Regions from separate parts of the Homo sapiens genome. Here region 2 is linked to region 1. A link is an interaction called in ENCODE POLR2A ChIA-PET data of the cell type or tissue named here. Cell type or tissue: GM12878. All regions are shown on one strand. Each heading gives the region's core, and the rest is flanking DNA. Links, peaks and the distances in the headings are about the cores only.

The links. Peaks named below come from ENCODE experiments on the same cell type or tissue, not always from the same donor. Only the 100,000 strongest peaks of a DNase experiment are listed, where the experiment ranks them.
Region 2: POLR2A ChIA-PET joins it to region 1 with 7 read pairs; 2 of 35 experiments call an interaction of 5 or more read pairs at or near these places.

The regions. Positions count from the first base shown.
Region 1 is chr2:108,453,763-108,469,038 of GRCh38, forward strand. GCC2 (GRIP and coiled-coil domain containing 2) reads left to right here. Exons shown (of 23, transcript NM_181453.4): 5 at 15,218-15,276. Among named protein-coding and RNA genes, the nearest start is that of GCC2, 12 kb to the left of the region's middle. RefSeq lists an enhancer at 7,212-7,281. In GM12878, for the core only: no CTCF peak of the experiment used is centred there; DNase peaks (open chromatin) are centred at 6,809 and 7,099; H3K4me3 peaks cover 425 bases; H3K27ac peaks cover 2,226 bases.
Region 2 is chr2:108,293,799-108,309,074 of GRCh38, forward strand. SULT1C2 (sulfotransferase family 1C member 2) reads left to right here. Exons shown (of 8, transcript NM_001056.4): 2 at 1-20; 3 at 431-556; 4 at 7,040-7,137; 5 at 10,776-10,902; 6 at 11,374-11,468; 7 at 11,617-11,797; 8 at 14,554-15,276. The coding sequence ends at 14,666. Among named protein-coding and RNA genes, the nearest start is that of SULT1C2, 13 kb to the left of the region's middle. In GM12878, for the core only: no CTCF peak of the experiment used is centred there; a DNase peak (open chromatin) is centred at 11,383.

The DNA of each region.
Region 1 (15,276 bases), core at 2,616-10,615:
CAACACAGCAAGACTCCGTTTTTAAAAAAAAAAAAAAAAACACAAAAAATCTGAGTTGCTTATTCTTATTTCCACTCCCTTAATGCTAACAAATGCTTTTTCATTCCCTCACTTTCATTGCCCGCCTTAGGCCAAGCTTCTGTAAAGTTTCTTTTACATCTCAGAGCTCTGAAATACTGTTTTCACTGCTTTTGCATAATATCCGTTGGTTATATATTTATTTATTTTTATTTATTTATTTATTTTGAGACAGAGTCTCGCCTTGTCGCCCAGGCTGGAGTGCAGTGGCACAATCTCGGCTCACCGCAAGCTCCGCCTCCTGGGTTGACGCCATTCTCCTGCCTCAGCCTCCCAAGTAGCTGGGACTACAGGCACCCGCCACCATGCCTGGCTAATTTTTTGTATTTTTAGTAGAAACAGGGTTTCACCACGTTAGCCAGGATGGTCTCGATCTCCTGACCTCGTGATCCACCTGCCTCGTCCTCCCGAAGTGCTGGGTTTACGGGCGTGAGCCACTGCGCCCAGCCTGGTTATATATTATCTTATTTTCTCATCAGTGGCTCCCCACTTGTGAGCAGTGAACTACTGAGGGACTCCCAGAGAGTTATTACAAGGGGTCTTTAAATCCATATGCATGTCACACAGTATCATTTTGTTCTTTATTTAGTTACAGTGTATGAAGCTAGAATGATGTGCACAAATGTCATTTCATTTTATAATGTACTGTTTCATTTAAGTATTACTGAGTTCACAGTAGTCTTCTTTGTATATTTAGTCATTATATGTTTTCTTAATCCATGATAGCCACAGTACAACTATATGTTAATTAAGGAAGAAGGTCGATAACACCCAGACTGCCTGAGTCAGGCTTTCAAATCCTTGTTCATCTACTGATCAGCTGTGTGACCTTGACTAAGTTTCTTAAATTCTTTCTCTATGATTCAGTTTTGTCATCTGTAGAACAGCGATAATAATACTTTCTGTTTGTAGGATTGAGGTACAAACAGGATTGATGTAGAAATGTAGGATTGATAAGGTAATATATCTACTGCACATAGAACTGGGTTGGTCACATAAGTACCCAATAATTGTTAGTTATCATTGTTATTACTACCATTTATTATTTCTGGGGGATTTTTTTTTTTCTTGAGATAGGATTTCTCCCTATCGCCCAGGCTGGAGTGCAGTGGCGTGATCTCCGCTCACTGCAACCTCTATAGAGTGTTAGAAAACACTCTAGAAAGTTTTTTATCCATTAACTCTTATAATACTTTTTACAGAATTGCATTTCAGAATAAGAACATTTAAATATCTACCTGCTGTTTCCTCCTTATCACTCATCAATGTATTCTCCCACTGTCAAAACTACTCCTAAAGACAAGATTAGAAAATTTCAGCCAGGCTCGGTGGCTCACATCTGTAATCCCAGCACTTTGGGAGGCTGAGGCGGACAGATCACCTGAGGTCAGGAATTGGAGACCAGCCTGGCCAACTTGGTGAAACCCCATCTCTACTCAAAATACAAAAATTAACCAGGCATGGTGGCACGCGCCTATAGCCCAAGCTACTTGGTAGCTGAGGCAGAAGAATCGCTTGAACCGAGGAGGCAGAGGTTGCAGTGAGCTGAGATAGTGCCACTGCACTACAGCCTGAGCAACAGAGTGAGACTCCGTCTCAAGAAAAAAAAAAAATTCTCCAAGTTAGCCAACTTTACCTTTAAGGTTTTTTTTCTTTTCCTTCTTTTTTTTTCCTGATCCATTATATTTATACGTATTCATGGGGTACATGTGAAATTTTGTTAAATGCACAGAATATATAATCATTAAATCAGAGTATTTACTATCCACAGCCAGGTATTTATCATATATATGTGTTGTGTACATTTCAAGTCTTCTGGCTATTTTGAAAAATATTTATCTTTCCCTGTCTTAGATTTTACTTAACATAATGACCTCCAGCTCCATCCATATTCCTGGAAATGGCGTGATCTTATTCTTTTTTATGGGCATATAGTATTCCATTGTGTATATATACCACATTTATCCATTCATCCTTTGATGGGCACTTAAGTTGATTTCATGTATTTGCTATTGTGAGTAGTGCTGCAATAAACACAGGAGTGTATATATCCCTTTGTTATATTGATTTGTTTTCAATGACTACCAATATTGGGGTTTTTGGATTGTATGGTAGCTCTATTTTTAGTTTTTTGAGAAATCCCCAACTGTTTTCTTTTTTTTGAGACGGAGTCTTGCTCTGTCGCCCAGGCTGTAGTGCAGTGGCATGATCTTGGCTCACTGCAAGCTCTGCCTTCCAGGTTCACACCATTCTTCTGCCTCAGCGTCCTGAGTAGCTGGGACTACAGGCGCCGGCCACCAAGCCTGGCTAATTTTTTGTATTTTTTAGTAGAGATGGGGTTTCACCATATTAGCCAGGATGGTCTCGATCCCCTGACCACTTTGGGAGCCAGCCTCGGCCTCCCAAAGTGTTGGGATTACAGGCGTGAGCCACCGCTCCTGGCCTGAGAAATCCCCAACTGTTTTGTATAGTGACTATGCTTACCTACACTTCCACCAACAGTGTAGAAGAGTTCTTTCTCCACATTGTCATCAATATCTGTTACTTTTTTTCTTCTTAATAGCCATTCCTTATTGTGGTTTTGATTTGCATATCCCTGATGATTAGTGATATTGAGTATTTTATCATATACTTCTTGGCCATTTCTTTGTCTTTTAAGAAATGTCTATTCATGTCCCTTGCCTATTTTTTAATGGGGTTATTTTTTAATGTTGTGTTGTTTGAGTTCCTTGTATACTCTGGGTATTAGTCCCATATTGGATGAGTAGATTGCAAATATTTTGTCCCATTTAAGAGGTTGTCTTCTTCATGCTGTTGATTGTTTCTTTTGCTATGCAGAAGCTTTTTAGCCTATAATCTCAGCATTAAGGGAAGCCATGGCAGGAGGATCACTTGAGCCGAGCAGTTTGAGACCAGCCTGAGAAACATAGCAAGATCCGTTTCTACAAAAAAATATAAATTAGCCAGACATGGTGGAACATGCCTGTAGTCCCATCTTCTTGGGATGCTGAGATAGGAAGATCACTTGATCCCAGGAGGTTGAGGCTGCTGTGAGCCATAATCACACTTACTGCACTCCAGCCTGGGTGACAGAGGGAGCCCTTACATAAAAAAAAAAAAAAAAAAATTTAAGATGCCTTTCAGTTTAATGTAGTCCTATTTGTCTGTTTTTGTTGCCTGGGCTTTTGAGATCTTAGCCATAAAATCTTTGCCTAGACCAATGTCTTGATGCATTTGCCCTGTGTTTTCTTCTTTTAGTTTTACACTTTTGGGTCTTATATAATATAAGTCTTTAATCTATTTTTGTTGATATTTGTATCAACTAAATGGTGAGAGATAGGGACTCACTTTCATTCTTCTGCATATAGTTACCTGGATTTCCTGGCACCGTTTGTTAAGAGGGTGTCGTTTGCCCAGTGTGTGTTCTTAATGGCATTGTCGAAGATCGGTTGTGTATAAATATGAGGATTTATTTTTGGGTTCTCTATTTTGTTCCATTGGTCTGTATGCTTGTTTATATACCAATACTTTGTTGCTTTGGTTTCTATAGCCTCGTAATATGTTTTGAAGTCAAGTAGAATGATGCCGCCGCTTTATTTTTTAACTCAGAATTTCTTTAGCTTTTCTGGCTTTTTTTTTGGTTTCATGAAAACATTAGGATTCTTTTTTCTGTTTCTTTGAAAAATGGTGTTGGTATTTTAATAGGGATTTCATTGAACTGTACATTAGTTTGGATAGTATGATCATTTCAACAATATTTTGTGAGCATGAAATGTCTTCCTGCTTATTTGTGTTCTCTTCAGTTTCTTTCATCTGTGTTTTTGTAGTTTTCATTATAGAGATCTTACACTTCTTTGGCTTTTGTTTGAGCTACTGTAAAAGGTGTTGCCTTCTTGATTTCCTTTTTTAGCTATTTTATTGTTGGTATATAGAAATGCTACTGGTTTTTGTATGTTGAATTTGTATCCAGCAACCTTACTGAATTTATCAGCTCTAAGAATTTTTTGATAGTCTTTTGTCATCTGTAGAGAGGGACAGTTTAACTTCCATGTTTCCAGTTTGGATGTCGTTTATTTCTTTCTCTTGCCTAATTGTTCTGGCTAGGACTGTCAGTCCCATGTTGAATAGTAGTGGTGAAAGTGGGCATCTTTGTCTTCAGTTCTTAGAGGAAAGATTTTCAGCTTTTCCCCATTTTTGTGTGATGTTAATGTGAGTTTGTCATATGTGGCCTTTATTATTTTGAGGTATAATCCTTCTGTGCCTAGTTTGCTAAGAGTTTTTATCCTGAAGGGATGTTGAATTTTATGAATTCCTTTTTCTGCGTCTAGTGAGATGACATACGACTTTTGCCCTTTATTCTGTTGATGTGATATGTCACATTGATTTGCATATATTGAACCATCCTTGCATCCCTCGAATAAATTCATTTGATCATGGTGTATTATCTTTTCAATGTGCTGTTAGATTTGGTTTGCCAGTATTTTGCTGAGGATTTTTGCATTGGTGTTCATCAGGGATATTGGTTGTTGCTTTCTTTTTTTTTTTTTTTTTTTTGCTGTGTCCTTGTCTGGTTTTGGTATCAGGGTAGCACCAGCTTTCTAGAATGAGTTAGGGAAAATTGCCACCTCTTCAGTATTTTGGAGTAGTTTCAGGAGGATTGGTATTAGGTCTTTATACATTTGGTAGAATTCAGTGTGCATCCATCTGGTTCTGGGCTTTTCTTTGTGGGGAGACTTTTTATTACTGATTCGTTCTTGCTACTCATTATTAATTTGTTCAGGTTTTCTATTTTTTCCTGGATTTTTCTTTGATAGGTTGTATGTTTCCAGAAATTTATCCATTTCCTCTAGGTTTTCCAGTTTGTGGGTGCATAGCTGTTCATAATATTCTCTGATGGTCTATTTATTTCTATGAGAATGGTTGTAATGTCTCCTTTTTCATTTCTGATTTTATTTAGGTCTTCTTTTTTGTTGTTGTTAGCCTAACTAGTAGTTTATCAATTTTGTTTATCTTTTTGAAGAACAAGCTTTTCATTTTGTTGATCCTCTGCCTTTTTTAAAAGTCTCTATTTCATTTAGTTCTGCTTTGATCTTTATTAGTCGTTTCCTTCTGCTAATTTTGGGTTTGGCTTTGGCTTGTTCTTTCTGGTTCATTGAGGTAAATCATTAGATTGTTTGAAATCTTTTTACTTTTTGGATGTAGGCGTTTATTGCCATAAACTTAGTATTCATGTCCTGCTTTTGTTGTATCACACAGGTTTTGTGATACAAAAAATCACATAGGTTTTGTGATACAAAAGCACTGCTTTTGTTGTATCACATAGGTTTTGGTATGTTGTAGTTTCCATTTTCATTTGTTCCAAGAAATTTTTTGATTTTCATTTTAATTTCCTTATTGACCCATGGTCATTTGAGACCATGTTATTTAATTTTCATGTATTTCTGTCACTTCCAAAGTTCCCCTTGATACTGATTTCTAATATTCCATTGTAGTTCGAGAACATACTTGATATGATTTTGATTTTTAAAAATTTGTTGAAAATGATTTTGTGGCCTAACATATGGTCTTTTCTGAAGAATGAATGTTTCATGTGCTGTTGAGAAAAATATGTATTCTGCAGCTGTTGGATAAAATGTTCTACAAACATCTGTTAGGTCCATTTGGTCTAAAGTCTGGTTTAAATGCAATGTTTCTTTGTTAATTTTCTGTCTAGATGATCTGTCTAATGCTGAGAGTGGGGTGAGTTTGCCCAGTACGATTGCACTGGAGTCTCTCTCTCTCTAGATCTAGTAATAACTTGCTTTAGGAATCTGGGTGCTCCAGTGTCAGGTTCATATATGTTTAGAATTGTTACATCTTTTTGCTGGTTTGATTCCTTTGCCATTAGATAATGACCTTCTTTGTCTTTTTTTTTTTTTTTTTTTTTTTTTTTTTTTTTACTATTTTTGACTTAAAGTCTGTTTTATCTAAGTATAGCTACTCAGGAGCCTGAGGCAGAAGAATCGCTTGAACCTGGAATGCAGAGGTTGTAGTGAGCGGAGATCACGCCGCTGCCAGGCTGGAGTGCAGTGGCGCAATCTTGGCTCACTGCAGTCTCCGCCTCCTGGGTTCAAGTGATCCTGCCTCAGCCTCCCAAGTAGCTGGGATTATAGCCATCTGCTACCATGCCCAGCTAATTTTTTGCATTTTTGGTAGAGACAGGGTTTCACCATGTTGGCCAGGCTGGTCTTGAGCTCCTGACCTCAGGTGATCCACCCATCTCAGCTTTCCAAAGTGCTGGGATTACAAGCATGAGCCACCGTGCCTGGCCACTAAATAGATTTTCTAATCCTTTTGTTCTCTCTGCTCATTTGGTTTCTATTTGCATGGAATATCTTTTTCCATGCTTTAACTTTCAGTCTGTATGTCTCTTTACAGGGAAAGTGCATTTTTTGTGGGCAGCACGTAGTCGGATTATGTTTTTTATCCTTTTAGCCAGCCTGTATCTTTTAAGAGGAGAGCTTAACTCCATTTACATGCAGTTATTAATTATATGTGAGCCTTTTTTCTGTCATATTAACGGTTTTCTGGTTGCTTTATATATTCTTTGTTCCTTTCTCTTATTGTTTGTTATAGTGGTTTGCTGTCTTTTTATGGTAGTACCATTTGAGTCCTTTCTCTTCCTTATTTGTGTGTTGCTTTACCACTGAGTTTTCTATTTGTGTGTGTTTTTATGATCATAAATGTCATCCTTTCACTTTCAGGTTTAGGACTTCTTGAACATTTCTTGTAGGTCTGGTCTAGTAGTAATGAATTCCCTCAGCTTTTGCTCGTCTGGAGAAGACTTTATTTCTCCTTCATTTATGAAGGATAATTTTGCTGATTATAGTATCTTTGTGATATGGTTTGGATTTGTGTCCCTGCCCAAATTTCATGTCAAATTGTAATCTTCAGTGTTGGAGGTGAGGCCTAGTGGGAAGTGACTGGATCATGGGGATGAACATGAACTTCCTCCTTGCTTTTCTCATGATAGTGAGTGACTTCTCATGAGATGTGGTTGTTTAAAAGTGTGTAGCATTTTCGCCTTCACTCTCTTCCTCCTGCTCCGACCCTGTAAGATGTGCCTCCTTCTCCTTCCTCTTTGCCTTCTGCCATGATTGTAAGTTTCCTGAGGCCTCCCCAGCCATGCTTCCTATGCAGCTTGAAGAACCATGAGCCAATTTAATCTCTTTTCTTTATAAATTACCCAGGCTCAGATAGTTCTTTACAGCAGTGCAAGATCAGACTAATACACTTTGGCTGGGAGTTTTTCCTTCAGCATTTTGAATATATCATTCTCTTATCTCCAATGAATATATTATTCTCTTTTCTCTTCTCTTTTCTCTGGGTCTGTAAGCTTCCTACTGAGAAACCTGCTGTAAGTCTGATGGGGGTTCCTTTATAGGTGACTAGATGCTTTTCTCTTTGCTGAATTTTTTTTTTTCCTCTTTGCTGTTTTTAGAATTCTCTTTGTCTTTGATTTATGGCAGTGGACTATAAATATGCCATGGAGAATACCTTTTTGCATTGTATTTGTTTGGGGATACCTGGGCCTCCTATATCTGGATATCTACCTCTCTTGCTAGACTTGGTGAGTTTTCATGTATTATTTCACTATTTCACTAAATAGGTTTTCTGGTATTTTTTGGTTTTGTTTTGTTTTCGAGGCATAGTTTCACTCTTGTGGCCCAGGCTGGAGTGCAGTGGCGCAATCTTGGCTCACTGCACCCTCCACCTCCCGGGTTCAAGTGATCCTGCCTCAGCCTCCCAAGTAGCTGGGATTACAGCCATCTGCCACCATGCCCAGCTAATTTTTTGTATTTTTAGTAGAGACGGGGTTTCACCATGTTGGCCAGGCTGGTCTTGAGCTCAGGACCTCAGGTGATCCACCTGCCTCAGCTTCCCAAAGTTCTGGGATTGCAAGCATGAGCCACTGTGCCTGGCCACTAAATAGGTTTTCTTTTTTTTTTTCTTTTTCTTTTTTTTTTTTTTTGAGACAGAGTCTCGCTCTTTCGCCCAGGCCGGACTGCAGTGGCCTATCTCGGCTCACTGCAAGCTCCGCCTCCCGGGTTCACGCCATTCTCCTGCCTCAGCCTCCCGAGTAGCTGGGACTACAGGCGCCCACCACCGCCCCCAGCTAATTTTTTTTTTTTGTATTTTAGTAGAGACGGGGTTTCACCCTGTTAGCCAGGATGGTCTTGATCTCCTGACCTCGTGATCCGCCCGCCTCGGCCTCCCAAAGTGCTGGGATTACAGGCGTGAGCCACTGCACCCGGCCACTAAATAGGTTTTCTAATCCTTCTGTTCTCTCTTTGCTTTGAGATACCCCAGTAATTCAAATAAATATTTGGAGGCCGGGCGCAGTGGCTCACGCCTGTAATCCCAGCACTTTGGGAGGCCGAGGCGGGCAGATCATGAGGTCAGGAGATCGACACCACCCTGGCTAACACAGTGAAACCCCGTCTCTACTAAAAAATAAAAAAAAATTAGCTGGGTGTGGTGGTGGGCGCCTGTAGTCCCAGCTACTCAGGAGGCTGAGGCAGGAGAATGGCGTGAACCCGGGAGGCAGAGCTTGCAGTGAGCCGAGATCATGCCACTGCACTCCAGCCTGGGGGGCAGAGCGAGACTCAGTCTCAAAATAAATAAATAAATAAATATTTGGTCACTTTATGGAGTTGCATATGTCACAAAGACTTCGCTTCTTTTTTTTTTTTTTTTTTTTGAGACAGAGTCTTGCTCTGTCGCCCAGGCTGGAGTGCAATGACGTGATCTCGGCTCACTGCAACCTCTACCTCCTGGGTTCAAGCGATTCTCCTGCCTCAAGCTCGTGAGTAGCTGAGATTACAGATGCCCATCACCACGCCCAGCTAATTTCTGTAATTTTAGTAGAGACAGGGTTTCACCATGTTGGCCAGGCTGGTCTTGAACTCATGACCTCAGATGATCCACCTGCCTCGGCCTCCCAAAGTGCTGGGATTACAGGCATGAGCCACCGCATCTGGCCGACTTTGCTCATTTTTAAAAATTCTTTTACCCTTATTTTTTTTTTTGACTATATCAGAAAAAAAAGACCTGTCTTTAAGTTCTGACATTCTTTCTTTTGCTTGATCTAGTCCATTGTTGAAGCTTTTGAATGTATTTTGTTTTTTATTCTATGAATTCTTCAGTTCTAGAATTTCTATGTGGTTCTTTTTTTCTGATATCTATTCTCTGGTAAATTTGTCATTCATATCCTGAATTGTTTTTCTGATTTCTTTGTATTGTTTTTTGGAAACTTTTTGTATCTCACTGAGCTCCTTTAGTATCGAAATTTTGAATTCTTTTTCTAGGATCTTATGAATTTCTTTTAGATTGAGATCTGTTGCTAGAGAATTATTGTGTTCCTTTGGAGATGTCATATTTCCATGCTTTTTAATGTTTTCTATGTCCTTTACCTTGATATCTGTGCATCTGGTATAATAGTCACTTTTTCCAGTTTTTTTAATTTACTTTTGTAGGGAAGAACTTTTTCCTGAAGATGTATCTTTAGTATTGCTTGGGTAGAGCACAGTGGCTTTGATTCTAGGTGGGTGCAATAGCATAGGATCGGTATGACTTATTTGGCTGTAAACAGCATCAGTGGTGTCTGTGATTTCATCAGTGACTTAGGGTGCAGTTGTTAGTGGAGGCTGTGGTAAAGTTTTGCTGGGGCCTGGAATGCCAAGTAGGCCAGTCTTCAGGTCGCAGTGGTGGTAGTTGTGGATTGAGCATGCCTGTCCCTGGGCCCCAGAGTGTGTCTGCTGGCACCAGTGTTAGCAGGCCAATTCTTGAGCCTCCAGGTAGCTTGATCAGGTGCTGGGAATGGCAGCAGTGGGCCAGGCTGTTGGGTGGGTTCTTGAGCCCCTGGGCAGTGGATGTAGCATGGGAAATGGCAACAGCAGTGGTGGGACAACCCTCTGGGTCCTAACTGATCAGCATTGGTTTTGGCAGTGACTGTGATTTGTTGATTGGGCCAGTCTCCATATCCACAGGTGGTGCATGGCAATGAGTGCCAGCTGTGGTGGTAGCAGCAGGTTAAGTGGGCCCTATCTCAGGCCCCAGGTTGAGTGCGCAGGTGCCACTGGTAATGGACTGGGCTGGACAATACCTAGTCCCCTGGACATTGCTCTCAGGTACTGGTAGGGGCTGGAGCCAGGACAGGCTGTGTGCCCTTAGGTTCCTCGGTGGTGCGTAAAGATGCCGGCTGTGGTTTATAAGGGTGGGGTGAGTGTCCCAGGCCACCAGCAGAATGTTCAGGTGGAGACAGCAGCATGTTGTGTCGCTGCGACTAAGGAGAGTGAAGTTGCTTCCCCTGGGAGCAGCCATAGGTAGGCAGCATCACCTGTGCGTCGGCCCACAGCGGTCTTTAGCCACAGCAGCTGCAGGCAGTGGAATTTGTCCTCAGGGTTCATGAGAATGCTCAGCCACCCCTCTGCATGGTTAGAAGGGGCAAGATTGCCACCCGTGCTGCCACCTCAGCCCAGGTTGCCGGGCAAGACATAATCCAGTGGAGTGGAGGCCATGGCACTGTGCTGCCACTTTTCAAAACTCAGGGGCTTGTGGGGACAGCGTGAGCTCTCTGGAGCAATGCCTTCATGCAGCTTTCAGGAAACTCCCTTTGTGAGTCTTGGGACCCACAGGGGTCAAGGGACCCTTCTATGGCTAGGATTGTAGAAGTCTGCAACAGGAATGTGGACAGCTGAGAGTCTCTCACTTAGCCTTTCTGAGCATTGGGGAATTTCTCTCTTCTCCCAGCCAACTGTAGCGGAGCAGGCTGCCTTGCCTCCTTCCCTTTCCTTATGTTTTAGGCCATTTTTGCATTGCTATGAAGAAATACCAGAGGTCTATGGGAAAAATGGAAGGATGGAAGGAAGGAGGGAGGGAGGGAGACGGGAGGGATGGAGACCTGAGACTGGGTAATTAATAAGAAAAGAGGTTTAATTCGTTCATCGTTCTGCAAGCTGTTCAGGAAGCATAGTTTGACATCTGCTTGGCTTCTAGGGAGGCCTCCAGGAGGTTTTATTTATGGCAGAAGGCAAAGGGGAAGCAGGCACGTCACATGGCGAAAGCAGGAGCAAGTGAGAGAGCACTGTGGGAAGAGGTGCCACACACTTTAAACAACCAAATCTTGTGAACTCAGAGTGAGAGCTCACTTTTCACCAAGGGAATGGCCCAAGCCATTCGTGAGGAATCCACCCCCATGATCCAAACACCTCCCACTAGACCCCACTGCCAACATTGGGGGTTACATTTCAACATGAGATTTGGGTGGGGACAAATTTCCAAACTATATCACCTTAATGTGTTTTCCGTCACTTCTCTGTTGAATTTGTGTTCTCTCTTGGATGATCTGTATGTATGTAATTATCTACTCACTATTTTGGTTCATAGTGGAGGAGGTAAGTAAGAGATGCCTCTAATCAGCCACCTTTTGAAGCCCTCTCCTAACCTTGATCTCAGAGTATTGATTTTTTGAAAACTTTTTATTTCAATAGCTTTTGGGGTACAAGAGGTTTTTTGTTACATGGATGAATTATATAGTGGTGAAGTCTGAGACTTTAGTGCACCCATCACCAGAGTAGTGAACATTATACCTACTGTGTAGTTTTTTATCCCTAGCTCCCCTTCCACCCTCCCTCTTTTGCATCTCTAACATCCATTATATCACTCTGTATGGCTTTGCATACTCATCGCTTAGCTCCTACTTACAAGTGGGAATATATATGGTTTTTGGTTTTACTTCACTTAGAATAATGGCCTCTAGCTCCATCCAAGTTGCCTAAAAACACATTATTTCATTCCTTTTTATGGCTGAGTAGTATTCTATAAGTCATTTTGGATTGCTGGATTGAATGATAGATCTATGTTTAGCTCTTTAAGGTATCTCCATACTGTTTTCCATAGAAGTTTGTACTAATTTGCATTCCCACCAGCGGTGTATAAGTGTTCCCTTTTCCCCACATCCACGCAAACATCTGTTGTTTTTGACTTTTTTTGAAACGTAGTCTCTCTCTGTCGCCCAGGCCGGGGTGCAGTGGCACAATCTCGGCTCACCGCAACCTCTGCTTCCCAGGTTCAAGCTGTTCTCCCTCAGTCTCCTGTGTAGCTGGGATTAAGGTGGTATCTCACTGTGGCTTTAAGTTGCATTTCCCTGATGATTATGATGTTGAGCATTTTTTAATATGTTGGCCATTTTTATATATCCTTTTCAGAAATGTCTATTCATGTCCTTTGCCCACTTTTTAATGGGATTATTTGGGGTTTTTTATTGCTGATTTGTTGAGTCCTTGTAGATTCTGGATACTAGTCCTTTGTCAGATGCGTAGTTTGCAGATATTTTCTCCCATTGTGTGAGTGGTCTCTACTCTGTGGGCCAACACAGTCTTGATCTCCTGACCTCATGACCCGCCCACCTCAGCCTCCCAAAGTGCTGGGATTACAGGCATCAGCCACCACACCCGGCCAACATCCATTTTCTTAATGGGCCAGTGGGTTTCTTACTGGTTTGTAGAATTTTTTAAAATACATATTTGTTGTTATTTTTGTTGTTTGTGTGGTAAATATCTTCTCCCAGCTTATGGTTTCTTTTTTATTTATTTATTTATTTATTTTTTGAGACAGAGTCTCGCTCTGTCACCCAGGCTGGAGTGCAATGGGGCGATCCCAGCTTATTGCAAGCTCCATCTCCCGGGTTCATGCCATTCTTCTGCCTCAGCCTCCCGAGTAGCTGGGAGTACAGGCGCCCACCACCACACCTGACTAATTTTTTGTATTTTTAGTAGAGATGGGGTTTCACTATGTTAGCCAGGATGGTCCCGATCTCCTGACCTCATGATCCACCCACCTCAACCTCCCAAAATGCTGGGATTACAGGCATGAGCTACCTGCACCCGGCCAGCTTATGGTTTCTTGAGTTTAAAGCTGTGTTTTTGACATTTAAATCTTAATCCATCTGGAGTTTATTTGTTTATAATATGGTATGAAGTCTTTTTTAATATCAATAACTTTTTCAACCTTAATTATTGAATAGCCTTTCTCCATTAACCTAATATTATGGTTAAAAATATGTTTGCGTTTGTCTGAACTTGTTTTCTATTCCATTGGTTGTCTGTGCCTTTGCTGATACTATATTGTCTTTATTATTTTTCTATAGCCTTAGAGTAAATCATGATATCTAGGAGAGTAAGTCCTCTCTTTCTTCTCTTCAAAAGTATCCTGGCTATTCTTGGTTTTTTACTTTCCCATATACGTTTAGAATTTTGTCATATTCCATGAAAAACTTCATTGCGATTAATTGGAATTGCGTGGAATCTGTAGTTTTATAATTTCCCCTGTGGAACGCCTTCACACATCTTTTGGTAAAGTTTTTCCTAGACTCTTGATATTCTTTGATACCATTGTAAATGCTGTCTTCTTTGTAATTATATTTTCTAAATATTTGCTACTAGTATCCAAAAATGGAACTGACTTTGTATATTAATCCTATATCTACTTTGTGAAACTCTGTTGTTTCTAATTACCTATAGATTCTTCTAGATTTTTTATATAAACAGTCATACCATCTGAAAAACCATTTCTTTTTTAATCTTTATGCCTCATGTCTTATTTTTTTATTTATTTTTGAGACAGAGCCTCGCCTGTTACCTAGGCTCAAACATGATCCTCCCACTTGCATCTCCCAAAGTGTTGGGATTGCAGGCATGAGCCACCACTCCTGGCCACCTCCTGTCTTTTTAAAGCTTTATTTTACAGGCTAGGGTATTTAATACAATGTGGATTAGCAGTAGTGATAGTGTACTAATGTTTTATTTAGGATTTTTGCATTTAGATTTGTCATAAAATGGGTCTTTGATTTTTCCTTTCTGTAAGTAGTTGGATATTGGTTTAAAGTTATGCTGATTTTATAGAATAACTTGGGGATTATTCTTGCTTTTTATTTTGTCTAAACGAGTTTGTATGAAATTGGGATGATCTGTCCCTTGAAAATTTGATAGAACTCACCTTAAAAACCATCTATTCCTCCTGTTTTCTTTGGTGGACAATTTTTAACTATTTGATTTTTAAATATAGTATTATGCTTCTTAAATTTTTTGTGAGTCAGTAAAGCTTTATTTTTAAAGGAATTGTTATCCATTTCCATTGAGTTTTCATTATTATTGACAAATAGTTATTCATAATAATTTTCTTTTTCTTTTTTTTTTTTGACACATAGTCTTGCTCTGTCACCCAGGCTGGAGTACAGTGGAGTGATCTTGGCTCGCTGCAACCCCCACCTCCTGGGTTCAAGCAATTCTCCTGCCTTAGCCTCCAGGGTAGCTGGGACTACAGGCACCCACCACCACACCCAGCTAATTTTCTTTGTATTTTTTAGTAGAGACAGAGTTTCACCATGTTGCCCAGGCTGGTCTTGAACTCCTGACCTCAAGTGATCTGCCCACCTCTGCCTCCCAAAGTGCTAGGATTACAGGCATGAGCCACCATCCCCGACTTACATAGATATGCTTCCTTTTACACTGTATTATTTTTTGGAACTTCTGTCTTTTGATCAGTTTTATTAAAAGGTGTCTATTTTGATAGCTGTGTTAAAAGAGCTGACTCTTGGCTTATTGATTTTTTTTTCCATCTCATTAATTTCCTCTTTAATTTCTGCAGAGAATAACCTGTCTCTGAGGGAGGAAGGACATAGATTATTTCTTGCTTACTCTCTGACTGGTCCCTATTCAGATTGTTGACCAATCACCAATTTTTGAGCCCCACACATGACACCTCCCTCAACAATATCTGTTGCCTCCAATTCTGAGCATTTCAGTTCTGCAGAATATTTGCCAGGTTCTCATGTGTTTCCTTGTGCAGGTCCTTAGGTTATAGCTTTCTTCCTGCTTCTAATTCAGTTCATCCTCCTCCGTAATTCAGTTTTCCAAAGATGTGTTGAAATTTCTCTTATCCTTATATCTTTTCTCCTTTTCTCTTTGCGCAATGTGTTCTACCTTTTAAAATCTCTTATTCTCACTTCAGTGTGTTTTGAAAAGGTCAGGAGATAATTACGCATGTGGTCAATCCACCATTTTTTAACCCCAGGCAAATAAATCTTGTTCTAAAATAGGCATTAACTGAACGTCTGGATGCTCTTCTTCTGGAAAAAGCAGAGACTGAGCAACAGTG
Region 2 (15,276 bases), core at 3,997-11,996, 160 kb before region 1:
CTGCACCTACCCTAAAGCAGGTGATTGCAGGGTAGGAGGGACAGCAAAGACCTGCTGAGCCAGCACAGGCTCATCACTTAAGTTAGAATTCCCCTTCTTAGGAAACCTGCTCCTTCTTATTGTTCCACAATGGGTTTTGGAGCTCAGGGCTCACACAGGATGCCTGATATCCGAGTTTTCCAGGAAAGCTGCTATGCTCTACCATGCACTGGTCTTGGGTGGAGAGACCCTTGCCTGTGCTGCTCCACTCCCTACAGAGATCCAAAGTCCATCCCTCATGGACTTCTATCACTCATGGCAAACAGGATTCTGACCCAAGGGGAGGGTGATGCAAACACCAAGGCTCTACATCCTCTTCGTTTACTCGGGACTCTTCAGGGAAGATTGTCTAACAGATTTCTGCTTCTCATCCTTCCTTTCTGAGCCTCAGGGACAACGTGGATTCAGGAAATTGTGGATATGATTGAACAGAATGGGGACGTGGAGAAGTGCCAGCGAGCCATCATCCAACACCGCCATCCTTTCATTGAGTGGGCTCGGCCACCCCAACCTTCTGGTGAGAGCACCTCCCTCTTTCTCTCTTCCTGCTTTCTTTCCCTCTCTCTTCTGTTTTCCCCTGTCTTTTCTCACTTTTCTCCTCTTCTCTCCTCTCTCTCTCCCCCATCTCTCCTTCCTCTTCTCTTTCTCTCTCATTTTCACTGTCATATGTTTCTTCCTTTTATCTTCCTCTCATCCTCTGTCTACATATTATTTAAGATTTTTTACCAAAAGTGAATCACCAAATGAAAAGGATGTGTGCTAGGGTCAGATTCTGCCTTATTTTCTTCTTAAGCCCTCCCTCTGATCATGTGCAACTGTAGATCACATTGAAGATGTGAAAAACTGTAAGCCATTTATTCCTTCTTCTATCTGTACCCCAACCTGATAAAACCCAGTGCAGCCAGGAGGGTATCCAAGAATCGATAATTCACACACACATACACACACACACACACACACCCCATTGCATTTGGAACCAATTATTTCTGTTCAACAGAGAAGACTTTTCAGGTAATGCTCAACCTAGAAGTGTTTCTCTTCACATCAAAAAATAAAGAAAGCTAAAAAATATAACCAGAATGCTATATTTCAGGTAACTGGAGCTGCTGGAACTATTTTGCAAAACAAGGATAGGAGGAAGGCCTACTTCCCTAAGTTATAGCATTGCAGAGATCCATGTGATAGAAAGCTGGGAGCACAGTAGCTGAAGCTATGAAAATGTAGTTAATGCAGCTCTAGCATGAAGTCTAGACTTGGAGCAACTGTAGACAGAGGTCTGATAAATCCCTAAAAATGTCCTAAGATAGAAATTCCCTGATCTGATGCATACAAGACACTTGTAACCTGTGGAAGGAGGTGTCTCCAAGTCAGAATAGCCTTAAAGGATTTTGCTTTCCCCTATGATCCTACCATCCAGCCCCTCTGGCTCCTCTGGCTTTCGAAGAAGAGAAAATGGTCACTAGGTAGGTAACTACTCGCTTTGTAACCCAGTGCCTGTTCCCGCCCTGCTCTGAAATACCTGTGGGGCTCTGACCCCATAGACAGGCCAGCCTCTGCCTGCTTAACCATGATCTCACTCCATGTGCCATGAGGACCTGCTGTTTTGTGTGTGTCTGGTCTTCTGCTCCTTGAGCAGCAGGATGGTATAATAGTTAAGGACTACCAGGGTTTAAATCCTGACTCCATCACTCACCTCACAACGTTTAAATCCTGACTCCGTCACTCACCTCACAATGTTTACATAACCTCTCTGTGTTACAGTTTCCTTAGCTGCAAAGTGTAGATAGAATCAAGGCCTATCTCAAAGAGTTGTTGTGAGCATTAACAAATTCAGTATAGGTAAAAAGCTTGAAGCAGTGCCTGACACTCAGAGGATACTATCTACGTGTTAGCTATCTTTACTAACCACTTCTCCAGGCCCCATGACCCCATGTGTTCCCTGATTATCTAAGACCAGCATTTTTTGTTTATTTAAAGATGGAGGCTAGCTCTGTCACCCAGGCTGGACTGCAGTGGTGCCATCATAGGTCACTGCAACCTGGAACTCCTGGGCTTAGGCAATCTTCCCACCTCAGACTCCTGAGTAGCTGGGACTACAGGTGAACACCGCCACACCTGGCAAATTTTTTGCTTGTAGAGATCGGGTTTCACTATGTTTCCCAGATTGGTCTCAAATACCTGGCTTCAAGCAATCCTCCTGCCTCGGCCTTCCAAGCCACTGGGATCACAAACATGAGCCACCACACCCAGCCCAAGAACGGCTTTTGATCTTTGTTCTACCTCCTGCCCCTGCCGCTGCCCAGTGTCTTACCTCTGGCAATTTGAGAGATTAAAGAAAGAGGAGAGGCCTAAGCAAGATTTCTAATGAAGTATTCTTAGCAGTAGAGAGCAGAGTGTTCAATCACTAAATCGGCATAAAAACCAGGATAGAGCTGTAGAATCCAGAGAAAGGATGGTAATCAAACGGCCAGCTTGGCATGTCATACAGAGGCACCCTGGCCTCTTTAGGAACCAAGGTGCCCTGTGTGAGAATAACAAACAGTCTCAGGCTTTATGATCTGCCCAGCCACAGACAGCTGAATGCTGGCTGGAGACTCAGCTGTGCAGTGGTCGTTTGTTTGGTTTTTTTTTTGAGACAAAGTCTGGCTCTGTTGCCCAGGCAGGAGTGCAATGGCATGGTCTTGGCTCACTGCAACCTCTGCCTCCCGGGTTCAAGCAATTCTCCTGCCTCAGCCTCCCAAGTAGCTGGAATTACAGGCACCTGCCAGCACGCCCAGCAAATTTTTGGTATTTTTAGTACAGTCAGGGTTTTACCATGTTGGCCAGGCTGGTCTCGAACTCCTGACCTCATGATATACCCGCCTCGGCCTCCCAAAGCACTGAGATTATAGGCGTAAGCCACCGTGCCCAGCCAGTGGTTTTCTTTCAGAGTAGATAATCCCTGCCAGTTGAGGTGAGGAGCATCACTGGGAGGAGACCAGTTGCTGACATAGACTCATGGCTGTCGGCCAAAGGTCTCAACCACCCTTGGAGCATTCTGGAGTGGTCAGACACTACTGGACAATGGATGAGCTTGTGCCCTGCATGGTCAGTCTCCCTTCCAGGCCCCCTTCTGCTCTCCCATCAACTCCCAGCCTTGTAGCCGTTCTGTGACAAAAGGGATTACATCTGTGACCCACAGAGAATTGGTTTGGAAAGACTTTGAAAAGACCTGTGTGCATGTGTATGCATATGCATGTGTGTGTGTGAACTGTATATAGGTGAAATCTAGGAATGATCCACTTAGTTTCAGCAAACATCTATGCTCAAGGGCCTATGCTGCTCATAAGACTTCACACCTACTTGCCCTCAATAAGTTATTGTCCCATGGAAGAAACCAATGCAGATGATATAACAACAAGCATGGAGGGCTACTGGCAGGGTGAGGGGAACATGGCCAATGAACCGTTCCTGGAGGTGACACCTGAAATGATAAACTGTTGTCATTACTAATTTTCTGCCTCTGTCTCCTGCCAGACTGCAAACTCTTTGATGGCAAGAAACAAGTTCTGTTTAACTTTGTACTCCCATGGGGCTGTTTCTACAGTATTGGCTGAATTGATTTATCCCTCACAGCCACATGCAATTTGGCTCAAATCCCAAGGCTAAAATCTTAGTGCAACTGACGAAGGCCAAAAATGACCCCGTTTGCCCCCTTCTTCCAAGCTAGTGGGCTTGGGAATGGGCCCTGCAGCCTGGGCTGTGTCATGCACACTCTCCACGCTGTGCTTCTCCACCCTGAGTCTGAGCAACCATCGTGGTATTCCTGGCGGGTGAGGCAACCCCATGGGGCTTTTCTGAATCATTGATGAGAGAGAGGTGGGGCGAGGGTGTGGGGGGGCAGAATGTACAATGTACCTATGTTCATAAAAGAAAACACTGGTCAACTGCTTTATGTCAAGCCCCGACTCCACAGTATCTCTCTCCTGTAGGGGTTTTTTGGCAGAAAAATTTGGAGTTAGAGCTGGACTGAGCCCACCAACAGGGCTGGATCAGGAGTAGGAGTGGGCCTTCTTATTTGTCATGGGCAGGAAGGATGACTGTGAGCCATCTAAGGACCATAATGACTGAGTACAGATTTCCCAATTAGAAGACTGGGTCTCTTTTAGGCATTAAGTGGTTACTGCCCACAGGGCATTAAATCAGGTGTAATAGGAAAGAGGAGAGCCGCGAGTACCAGGAAGGAAATCAACCAGCCTGCAGATCTCACTTTCTGGCAGATTCCCTGAATTTGCTCCCCAGCTTGGGATTGACAGTCCAACTCCATCCATAACCTTCCCTTCTGTCCTCTATGTCTGCTAAGGTTTCTTATAGCTTTCATCTCCGTTTCTCTACATTGTGCTTCTTTAGCTCTGCCACTATTTTTCTTTTCAGCTATATAAGCTCTGCTATTTAACCCTACTCATTGTAGGTTTTCATGTCCAAACACTATAAATCTTCCCAGTCTTTTTAGTAGTCTCTTGTTTCCTTGCTCATGTTTTCAACTTTCTCTTTTATTCCTTTGCACTTTTTTTTGAGACAGGGTCTCACTCTGTCACCCAGGCTAGAGTGCAGTAGTGCAAACACAGCTCACTGCAGCCTCAATCTCTCGAGCTCAAGCGATCCTCCCATCTCAGCCTCCCGAGTAAGTAGCTGGGACTACAGGTGCGTATCACCATGCCCAGCTAATTTTGGTATTTTTTTTTTTTAGAGACAGGATTTCACCATGTTGCCCAGGCTGGTCTCAAACTCCTGAGCTCAAGCAATCCACCTGCCTCAACCTCCCAAAGTGCCAAGATTACAGACGTGAGCCACTGCCCCTGGTCTTCTTTGCATATTTTAAACATAGTTATTTATATTCTCTATTAGGTACCCAATAACTGAGGTCACTAGGGGTTTAGTTCTTCCACCTGTTTTTTTTCTAGCTCTTGTTCATAGGGCTTTTCCCTCACTTGTTTTGTAATTTTGTATAAAAAGCTCTTTTCTCCCTGTCTTGATCTCACACCTACATTGGAACATTTCCAATCTAGAATAGTTTAAGTTAACTTCTGGTCCAAGCTGGTAGTATAATTTCATATCCATGCATGTAGTATGAAAACAGGATTGTGGTTATGAGCTCTCAAGAAAGCCTCTTTTTCTGCACCCAGAGGCGAGGCAAGGAAATTACCTTACCTCTCTTTGGCAGTAGGTGATCTTTTTCTCTCTCACCTTTCACTGAGGTAGCAGACATTTGAGTTTCTCCGGCTAATGCATGGGTCTCTGTTCCTAATCTGTGCCTCACTAAAGTCCAGGGCTACCAGCCTCTTCCCTGAGCAGAGGTCACTGAACTGAGCACTGGGTGTCCAGAGGGTGAACCCACTCAGGGCAGCTGTCATCAAAGCCTTTGCCCACTTCTCCATCTTGCAGCTCCCTCCCTCTTCACTTTCGTCCCTGGAGGGTCCCCTTATTTTCTTATGAGCCTGATTATGCACTTAAATGATACGTTTGGTGTTTTAATCAGAATCTGCAGGTGTGTGATTAACAGGAAAGATCTTCATAATGTTCAGGCCACCATGTCTCCAGCAGTGAAAGTACTTGGAGAGACCCTTGAAGAGTGAGTGGGACTGTCCAGATGTGTAGAAATGAGAGCCGGAGGGAGCCACAGGGGCGTGGGGCAGCAGGACCAGGGCATGTGGAAGGTCAGAGTGTGAGCTGGCGTAGAGGTGGAGCTGAGAAAAGAGACTAGAGGCAGGAGAGCTTTGCAGTTCTTCTAAGGAATATGGACTTCAAAAATGGTTAAAGGTGGTTTTCCAACTTTTCTTTTTAGTACCAAAACACTTTTTTATTTAACAAAAATTACCATGACTACATGATCCAGCAATTCCACTTCTGGGTATATATCCCAAAGAAATAAAAACAGGGTCTGAAACAGATACCTGTACATCTACATTCAAAATAACATTATTCACAATAGCCAAAAGGTGGCAACAACCCAAGTGTCCACCAATGGCTGAATTGATAAACAAGATGTGGATATACAATGGAACATTACTCAGTCTTAAAGAGGAAGGAGATTTTCTGCACTAACTTGACCCAGCTCCTCTGACATGATTCGCATGAGCCTCTGATTCCCACACTAGAGTGGAAGCTCCTTAGGGAGAAGGCCTGTGTTTTTCTTGTCTTTGTTGCCTTTTCCCCTAACCTCAGCTTAACACGATGATTGCACAAAGTGCTCGTTAAGGCTTTTAAATGAGAGAGTAGAGGCCGGGCACCGTGGCTCATGTCTGTAATCCCAGCACTTTGGGAGGCCAAGGCAGGTGGATCACGAGGTCACCAGATCGAGACCAGCCTGACCAACATGGTGAAACCCCGTCTCTACTAAAAATAGAAAAATTAGATGGGCGTGGTGGCCAAGCGCCTGTAATCCCAGCTACTCGGGAGGCTGAGGCAGGAGAACTGCTTGAACCTGGGAAGCGGAGGTTGCAGTGAGCCGAGATCGCACCACTGCACTCCAGCCTGGTGATGGACCAAGACTCCGTCTCAAAAAAAAAATGAGACAGTAGAAATCATGACTCACAGGCCAGCAAGTATACATGTTTTTAGAGATGAAACAAGTGATTGCAAACAGGCCGGGTACATGAGACAGCCTGCTGCAGGCACATGGGGGTCATCTCTGGCTGGCAGGAAGGTGAGGGAGTCCTCTCTTCTCTGGTCCTGGCTGACTCTGCCTCAGCAGGACTTCACTTGACCATTCTCACCTTCTGTCACCTCATCCTTAAAGTGACAGAGTAAATTAACTCTAAGGCCCCATCCAGGACTCAAGCTGTGTGATTTTACAAAAATGAAAATTATATTAATAATCCCATTGTAAAATCCCAAAAGAAAGTCAAGAGACTAGCAGAAAGACAGGTGGGTGATGGGATGTCCTGGACAGAGCCTGGATCATGAGGTCCCCATGTAGTGCTTGTACTACGCAGATGTTTCCTCTTGAGCTATTTTAAAGGTGTGGAAAAAGCCAAAGCAATGCCCTCTCCACGGATACTAAAGACTCACCTTTCCACTCAGCTGCTGCCACCGTCTTTCTGGGAAAACAACTGCAAGGTAAGATACCAACAGCTCCCTGTGACAGAAGGGAAAGTAAGCCAACCAAAGCGAGTCCTGCAGACCCCAACGCAGAGCATTCGTGATCACCTTTGCCTCTCCACTGTCTCTGATGCTTACCAGCAAAGAGAAAACATAAAGTTCTACATTCAGCAGGACATTCACCTGAACAGTTTCAAATAGGACATGAAGGCAGGATCCAGATTGAATGTTTGGAGGGAACTAGAGACATGGGGAGGCAGTGAGTGCAGTAAGCGTAGCTGTGAAATGAAGGGGAGAAGATGGTGGTCCCAGGCTGCAGGCCATGGGGAGGTTTTCTAACAGACCAGGGAGGGAAGAATGAGAGGAAAAAAGCTAAAGCTCTCCCCAAAGGAGGCCAGGCGCGGTGGCTCACGCCTGTAATCCCAGCACTTTGGGAGGCCGAGGCGGGTGGATCACAAAGTCAGGAGATCGAGAGCACGGTGAAACCCCGTCTCTACTAAAAATAAAAAAAAACTTAGCCGGGCGCGGTGGCGGGCGCCTGTAGTCCCAGCTACTCGGGAGGGTGAGGCAGGAGAATGGCGTGAACCCGGGAGGCGGAGCTTGCAGTGAGCCGAGATCACGCCACTGCACTCCAGCCTGGGCCACAGAGCGAGACTCCATCTCAAAAAAAAAGTTCTCCCCAAAGGGTAAACAGATGAATCAGGCAGAGCAACGCTCTTGAGGACACCCCACCTCTGCCTCTGGTAGACTCTGAGTTCTTCGTTTTATTTATTCTGTGACTTTATTCGTATGCACCCCAGTGCCTAATAAGTTCCTGGCACATAGAGGGCATTAGACACGTCCTTGCTGAGTAAATACGGAAGTGGCTGTAGAGCAGGTGGAGTCAAGGGTACAAACTGAGCCGCCAGCCTTGGTGAGAAAGTGGGGCACTGCTTCCTTAAAGGCAGGAATGAAGGGGAAAGAAGGGCTAAGAAAGATATGTTGCTAGGGGACTGGAGTGAAGTTGGAGGACTCAAATGACTTCACTCCTTTTAGTAATAATGTTGGATAAGGGGACAAAAACTTCCATTTCCAGAATTATGGCAAACTAGGTGTTCTGAACCCCTGAAGCCCTTATATGTAGAACATCCAGGATTACTGCATAAAAAAATCACAAGTTTCCTTTTAATGCATAACTGAGATCAAAATAAAGTCCCTAAGTTTAGAAACTGCAGAGGAAACTGAAACTCAGAGAGGCAAATTGAGACTGGGACTCTCCAGGGGAAATCTGATGACCTGGATAATCCAGCAATTTAAGTTTTAATGGCTGCACAGGGACAGGGTCAAAGCCCATGGCACAAGGAACCAGAAGAATGAGGAGCCAAAGCTGGGACCACTGAAGGGCTACATCCTCAATGGATGGGTGGAGGAGGCAGAGAAAGACCTTAGGGAACCACTCTGCCTTGACCTAGGCGCTCAGCTCCCTTGAGAATGTATAGCCACAGGTTTACTCCCTCGGGGTTTGAGATTGAAAATTGCACTCCTTGCATTGTCCAAGAAACTACAAGCAGAGACATTCCACAAGGTGGTCCCCACAGCCAGTGTTCCCAGGTCCGCTCTGGAGGGACACAGCTGCAACTCAGACCCCCATAGGATCCCCACTTGAGCTCACCATCCCACATTACAAAATACACAAAAGAACAAGCCACCATGAGATGCAGTCTTCAGAAAGAACCCATGGAAGAGTCAGACCTCAAGAACTTCAGACAATGTAATTATCAACTCTAGAAATAAGAGAAGGTTCAAGTTGTGTGAATAAATGAAAAAGTGTATCAAAAATAAAATAAAGAAATAAGATGCTACTTTTAGACACAGAAATATTAAGTAAATAAATGGAATTTCTATAACAAAAAAATATAAAATCATGGAAATTAAAAACTCAAGCATAGGATAAAGTGCAGAACAGCTGCATAGAGAATTAGTGAACTCAGACAGGAAGGTTTGAGGGTAAAGGTTTGAGGAGAGAGGAGAGACCTGTGTCTGGAGCTAAGAGCCAAGAGATGGAGCACGGGAGGGATTAATAAAAGGATTATCAAGCAGCAATGAAGAGGAAGAAAACTGAGCATAAAAAATTTAGAAACTAGGGGAATTTTTTAAATCAGCATTTCTTAAAACCTTCTTTACTGGTGCTTGGCAGCTTGGTAAGTTGGAGAAGAGAAGATGGGGAGTAGGACTTAGTAGACAGTAACAGAGTCAACGCTTTCAGGAGCAGGGTTTCTCAACCTTAGCACTTGCTCTAAAGGGCCTGGGACTTGATATAATCAGGCATGGCAAGACATGCAGGTACAGTGGTGACTGTCATAAGGAAGAAGTGTGTCCTCGCAGATACCTAGAACAGGAGGCATGGCATGTCACACAGAGCCTCACAGGGAAGCAATGGGATAGGTCAGGAGGAAGAGACAGTGAGTAGAAGACATGGGCAAGAGCCTTGATGTGGTTTCTTTGGGAAGGAATAGTTGAGGCAAGGTAGGCAGGCTTGGGATTGGCCAGTTTGAACCACTGGAGCAGGCTTTCAGCCACAGGGGCTTGGCCTAGTGGTCTGGTATCTGACCCTGGGGTGTCAGGGCAGGTGAATAATGGCCCAGTGTGTAAAAGCCCAACAGTGGAAGTGTTGGGGGTATAGGCTCTGGGGTGTTGTAGGCAGTTCCTCCAGAGTCAGCAAAGCCCCAGGATGTCAAAGCATCAGATACAGAATATAAAAGACATAATTAATACAGCACTCCTGACATTTGGGGCAGATTTTTCTTTCTTGTGGGTGGGAGCAAGGGGACTCTTCTATGTATTGTAGAATGTTGAACAGCATACTTGGCCCCTGCATGGATGCCAGTAGCACCACTACTCCAAGCTGTGCAACCAAAAATGTCTCCAGACATTGCCAAATGTCCCCTAGTGGATACAATCATCCCATCATCCCCAATTGAGAACCACTTAAAAGTGAAAGAATAAAAAAGCACAGCATTGAAATAGCTGGTCATAGATCTGAGATGCATAGTCAAGAGGCCCATTTGGCATTGATGCCATTAAAATGTGAACTGAGTACTGGATAAAAGGTCAGATTTGGTAAAATGAAAGGTTGGGAGAGTGCAGGGATGTGAAATTGTGGGCAAAGTGGAACTTGAAGGAATGTTTGTAGGGGCAGAGCTGAAATGATTAGAGATGGAAATCATTCAAGCCGAGGAGGCCAGGAGAAAAATAGGAGCTATTTTCTTGCTGTGTGGCTCAAACTCTTAAACATGAAGCTTCTGTGCATCTTTGGGAGGGTGCGCGAGGGGTCATCAGTTTACGTTGATACTGTGGAAGTCTCCTATTCAAGTGGCAGGTCATAGTTTACAGAAAAAGATTTTGCTCCTGATACCAAAGGGGCAATCAGGCAATCTAATCCTCACCAATCCCTAATTGATTAGCTAATTAAAAGGACTGAGTTTGAAGTAGAGAGCAGACTTGGTGACAAAGCAGAGACAGAAAGAAGAGGGAGGTCACAAGGCCAAGTCGCAGGGCCAGCACTGCAGAACTGAGCCAGAGTGCACAGCAACCCTCAGGATGGCTCTGCCTAAGGGAACTCTGTGAAAGTCCACTTTTTATACCATCTTTTACCCACCTCTTTTCTTACCCCAAAGTTCCTTTATGTAGCTCGAAATGCCAAAGACTGTATGGTTTCCTACTACCATTTCCAAAGGATGAACCACATGCTTCCTGACCCTGGTACCTGGGAAGAGTATTTTGAAACCTTCATCAATGGAAAAGGTACGGGAACATCCTTCACACCCTTGCATTCTCACTCCAGCTAGGCTGGGTCTAGGGAACCACAGGCAGCATTTTATCCCCTAGAATGCCTGTACTTCATCAGGTGTGTCCTACCACAGACTGGGACTGGGCAGAGCAAGCTGGCCACTGAGTGTATGCCCACAGCCCTCAGCAAACATCTTCCACCTGATTCAGAGTCTTTAATTACAGCCATCCTCTTCCAAAAGGTGTCCTTGTCCCTATGTGATTGCACATAATAGGAAGCCACTTTAGGGACGATGTTGGGGCAAGTAACCCTAAGGCTGTCCCCATCTACACCACCCTCAAAATCAAACAGATCAGAACCCTTAGGACATATCTAATACAGAATTTGGGTTTTCTCTCTCTAACTCACTTCAGGAAAATCCCTAATACTCAGAAGGTTTTGTGTGATGCCTATGTAGACTATTCTGTTTCCTGTGTCTATTTCAGTGGTTTGGGGTTCCTGGTTTGACCACGTGAAAGGATGGTGGGAGATGAAAGACAGACACCAGATTCTCTTCCTCTTCTATGAGGACATAAAGAGGGTGAGTGAAGGCTCTGCAGAAGAACCATTTTAAAGTGGTTCTTCAGGTGCAGAGAAATTCAAAGTTGTTTCAAAGGACATCCCAGAGAATTGTAGTATTTCTTTATGATACTCTCATTCATTCCAGTCCAATGTTACCCTTGCCGCAGGACCCAAAGCATGAAATTCGGAAGGTGATGCAGTTCATGGGAAAGAAGGTGGATGAAACAGTGCTAGATAAAATTGTCCAGGAGACGTCATTTGAGAAAATGAAAGAAAATCCCATGACAAATCGTTCTACAGTTTCCAAATCTATCTTGGACCAGTCAATTTCCTCCTTCATGAGAAAAGGTGTGTGGGGCCTCTTTATCATACATTCAGATTGTCTCGTAACATCCTGTCTGCCTCTTAGCAGACAATATTGAGTTTTATTAATTCCAAGCCAATGCATTTCAACTATTCCTAATATGTGTTTCTAATAAAACCAGGGATTTGATCCTGTTGTAGAAGAGAGCTTTCTAGGGTATTGTTCCAGTATTTGGTTGCAAGGAACAGAGAGTCCCTCAAGCTAGCCCCAAAGAAAGGGGCTTACTGTGAAGATTCACCATGGACAATAAAGGAAATGCAATCACATAGAAAACTAGGAAGAGGAGCCACCACTGGTCCAGACCTCCCAGGGGCCGCTGGATCTCAGGGTCCAGGACTCAGCAGCAGGAGGGATGTGTCTTTGCTCCAAAGCTCCACCACTTACAGGACTCAGCTGCTTTTCACATATCTATTAGGCATGGCTTCCTCTGCTAACCAGCTTCCGGTCTCTCCACCCATTACAACTTTCTCCCACTTTATAACTTCTGATGACTCAGTTTCTGCTCATAACTTGGTCTTGACCCTTACCCAAACCTGCTCTACTTCATGAGTTTCAACTACAACTACTGTTGAGAACTGCCTCATCCTCAGTATTTCTTAGTTCCAATTCCCAAAGGAGGAATTCTAACTGGCCCATCTAATATTTTTTAAGAAAAAACTTTATCACTTTCTAATTTAAAAAGCAAAACATGTCATTGTTAAATATTAAATTGGGCTGGGCAGATTGACTTATGCCCATAATCCCACGTTTTGGAAAGCTGAGGCATGAGGATTGCTTGAGGCTAGGAGTTCGAAACTAGACTGGGCAACACAGCAAGACCCCATCTCTACAAAAAAAAATTAATTAGCTGGGTGTGGTGATGCATCCCTGTATTCCCAGCTTCTCAGGAGGCTAAGGTGGGAGGAGCACTTGAGCCCAGGATTTTGAGAATGCAGTGAGCTAGGACCTTGCCACTGTACTCCAGCCTGGGTGACAGAGAAAGACACCAGCTTTTCTTAAAAAATAAACTAAATAGGCTGGGCATGATGGCTCACGCCTGTAATCCCAGCACTTTGGGAGGCCTAGGCAGGCAGATCACGAGGTCAAGAGATCAAGACCAACCTGGCCAACATGGTGAAACCCTGTCTCTACTAAAAATAAAAAAATTAGCTGGGCGTGGTGGTGCACGCCTGTAGTCCCAGCTATTCGGGAGGCTCATGCAGGAGAATCACTTGAACCCAGGAGGCAGAGGTTGCAGTGAGCCAAGATCATGCCACTGTACTCCAGCCTGGTGACAAAGTGAGACTGTCTCAATAAATAAATAAATAAATAAAATCAGTATAAAATTATATTTTTTAAAAGTCTCTCCACAAAAACTCCACCCCCAAGAAGTAACTACCAACAGTATGGAAGTCCCTTTCTCTCTCATTTATAACATACAGATTTTTTATTCACAACAGTGAAATCATGGTATACACACTGCTTTGAAACATCTTTTCTTCTTCCTCTTTGATTTTGCATGTGCTTGAATTTATGTTGTTGCATTTTCCAATCTACAACAGTATTCCATACCAATGAAACAAACCAAAATATTCTACCCCTTTTCTCTTTGGATAACCAGTGGTAATGATTTGTCAAGGTGCCCTTCTTCAGGCTCATACATAACCATCTTTCTATACACCCTCCTTCTTCAGACTCACACAGACACAAAGATATGTAACCATAATGAAAGCTTGCTCCCTAAAATGCAGAATGGGGTCATATTTTATACCTTTACTTACCAGGATATGAGAAACCCCTCTAGGGCAAGGCATATAGACTCATACACCTCATTGATTTCTTTGGTCCCATGTTATACCAAGCGAAGGATGCATCATAATTCATCCAACTATTCCCTTAATGATAGACACTATAGTTATTATTGTTTTCAATGTTTGTTTTTATGCATAATGTTACAGTAAATATCTTTGTGCATAAATTATTTCCAGATGCTTTTATTTCTGTTGCATAATTTTCTGGAAGAGGTATTGGTGGGGAAAAGAGAATTTCCCCTGTTTAAAATTAGTTTAAGTTGTTGTTTGGTGAAAAATATTATCTCATTCATATTTTTCCAAAATAGTTTTTTATTGAGATATAATCAAAATACCAAAAATGCACAGATCTTAAGTATACAGTTCAACCCATTTTAATAAATGTATATACCCACACCACCCGCACCCCAATCAAGATATGAAACATTTTCATTACCCCAGAAAGTTCCCTCTTGTGCCCTTTTCAGTCAATGTCTACCTCCAGGGACAACCGTTTTTCCAATTTCTATTACTCTAGATTGATTTTGCCTGTTGCTGGACTTCACGTAAATGGAATTTCACAGTATTTACTTTCCTGTGTCTCGTGTCTTTTGCTCAACATAATGTTTTGAGATTCCTCCATGTGGTTGTGTGTCTGTAGTTCATCATTCTTTTATGTCTATGTAGTAATCCATCAGGTAAATACACTACAGGTGGGGCCAGGTCATGCAGGCCACTAGCTGCCTTGGGTCAGTTGTCCAGCTGACTTAGAAGTCCATCCCCCTGCACAGAGTCCCCTAGGCCTGCTTCTTATAGGAGAGCTGCTCATGGACAGGTGTCCACTGAAGGGGGAGTTGGGTGAGTCAGGTATGTGGACAGGCCAGATTCAGTATGGGCACTACACCACTTTACTCAGGGACACCACATCTTTCAATCAGAGTGACACTCCTGTCTGGCCTTCCTTTTTCTAGGAACTGTGGGGGATTGGAAAAACCACTTCACTGTTGCCCAGAATGAGAGGTTTGATGAAATCTATAGAAGAAAGATGGAAGGAACCTCCATAAACTTCTGCATGGAACTCTGAGCAAGATGTAAATAAAATTAAAAGGTGGATGGCAAGAGTGCAAATACTATCTTCAATCCTTCAGTCCCAGCCAGAAGAATCTCTGAAAGCATATTGTGAATGTATACAATGTAGTACAAACAATCTCTGTGATGATTAACAGTATGTCACCACTTCATTTTTTAAAAAGGATCACGTCTAATGCCCATTTTCCCAACTATTCTTTCCAAAGTAAGATATAAGGTAGCTTAATAAACTAAGTAAAACGTATGACTTGAGTACAAAAGGATTGTTTTAATCCCCATTATTCTGGAAAGTGCATCCTAGTCTCCCAGTCTATAACATCATAATACCTTGAGTATAAGTCCAAATATTAGGTTATATCTATATTAAAAACAAAATTTCTGTCATCTGTCCTGGCCATTCAGGCAACTCCAGCCTGGGCTCAATCCTGGAGTTCTGTCTGGTCACTATCAGAAGGAACACTTTGAGGGAAACCCTGGTGCAGCCAGCCCTGAGGAAACATGGCCTGAGTGCCCTCACTGGTGGGTGGGAATAAAATGGAAGTGCACAGAGGAGATGTCAGAAGACCAAAACTTGGTGAATAGTCCCAGTGCTAGGTCATATAGGA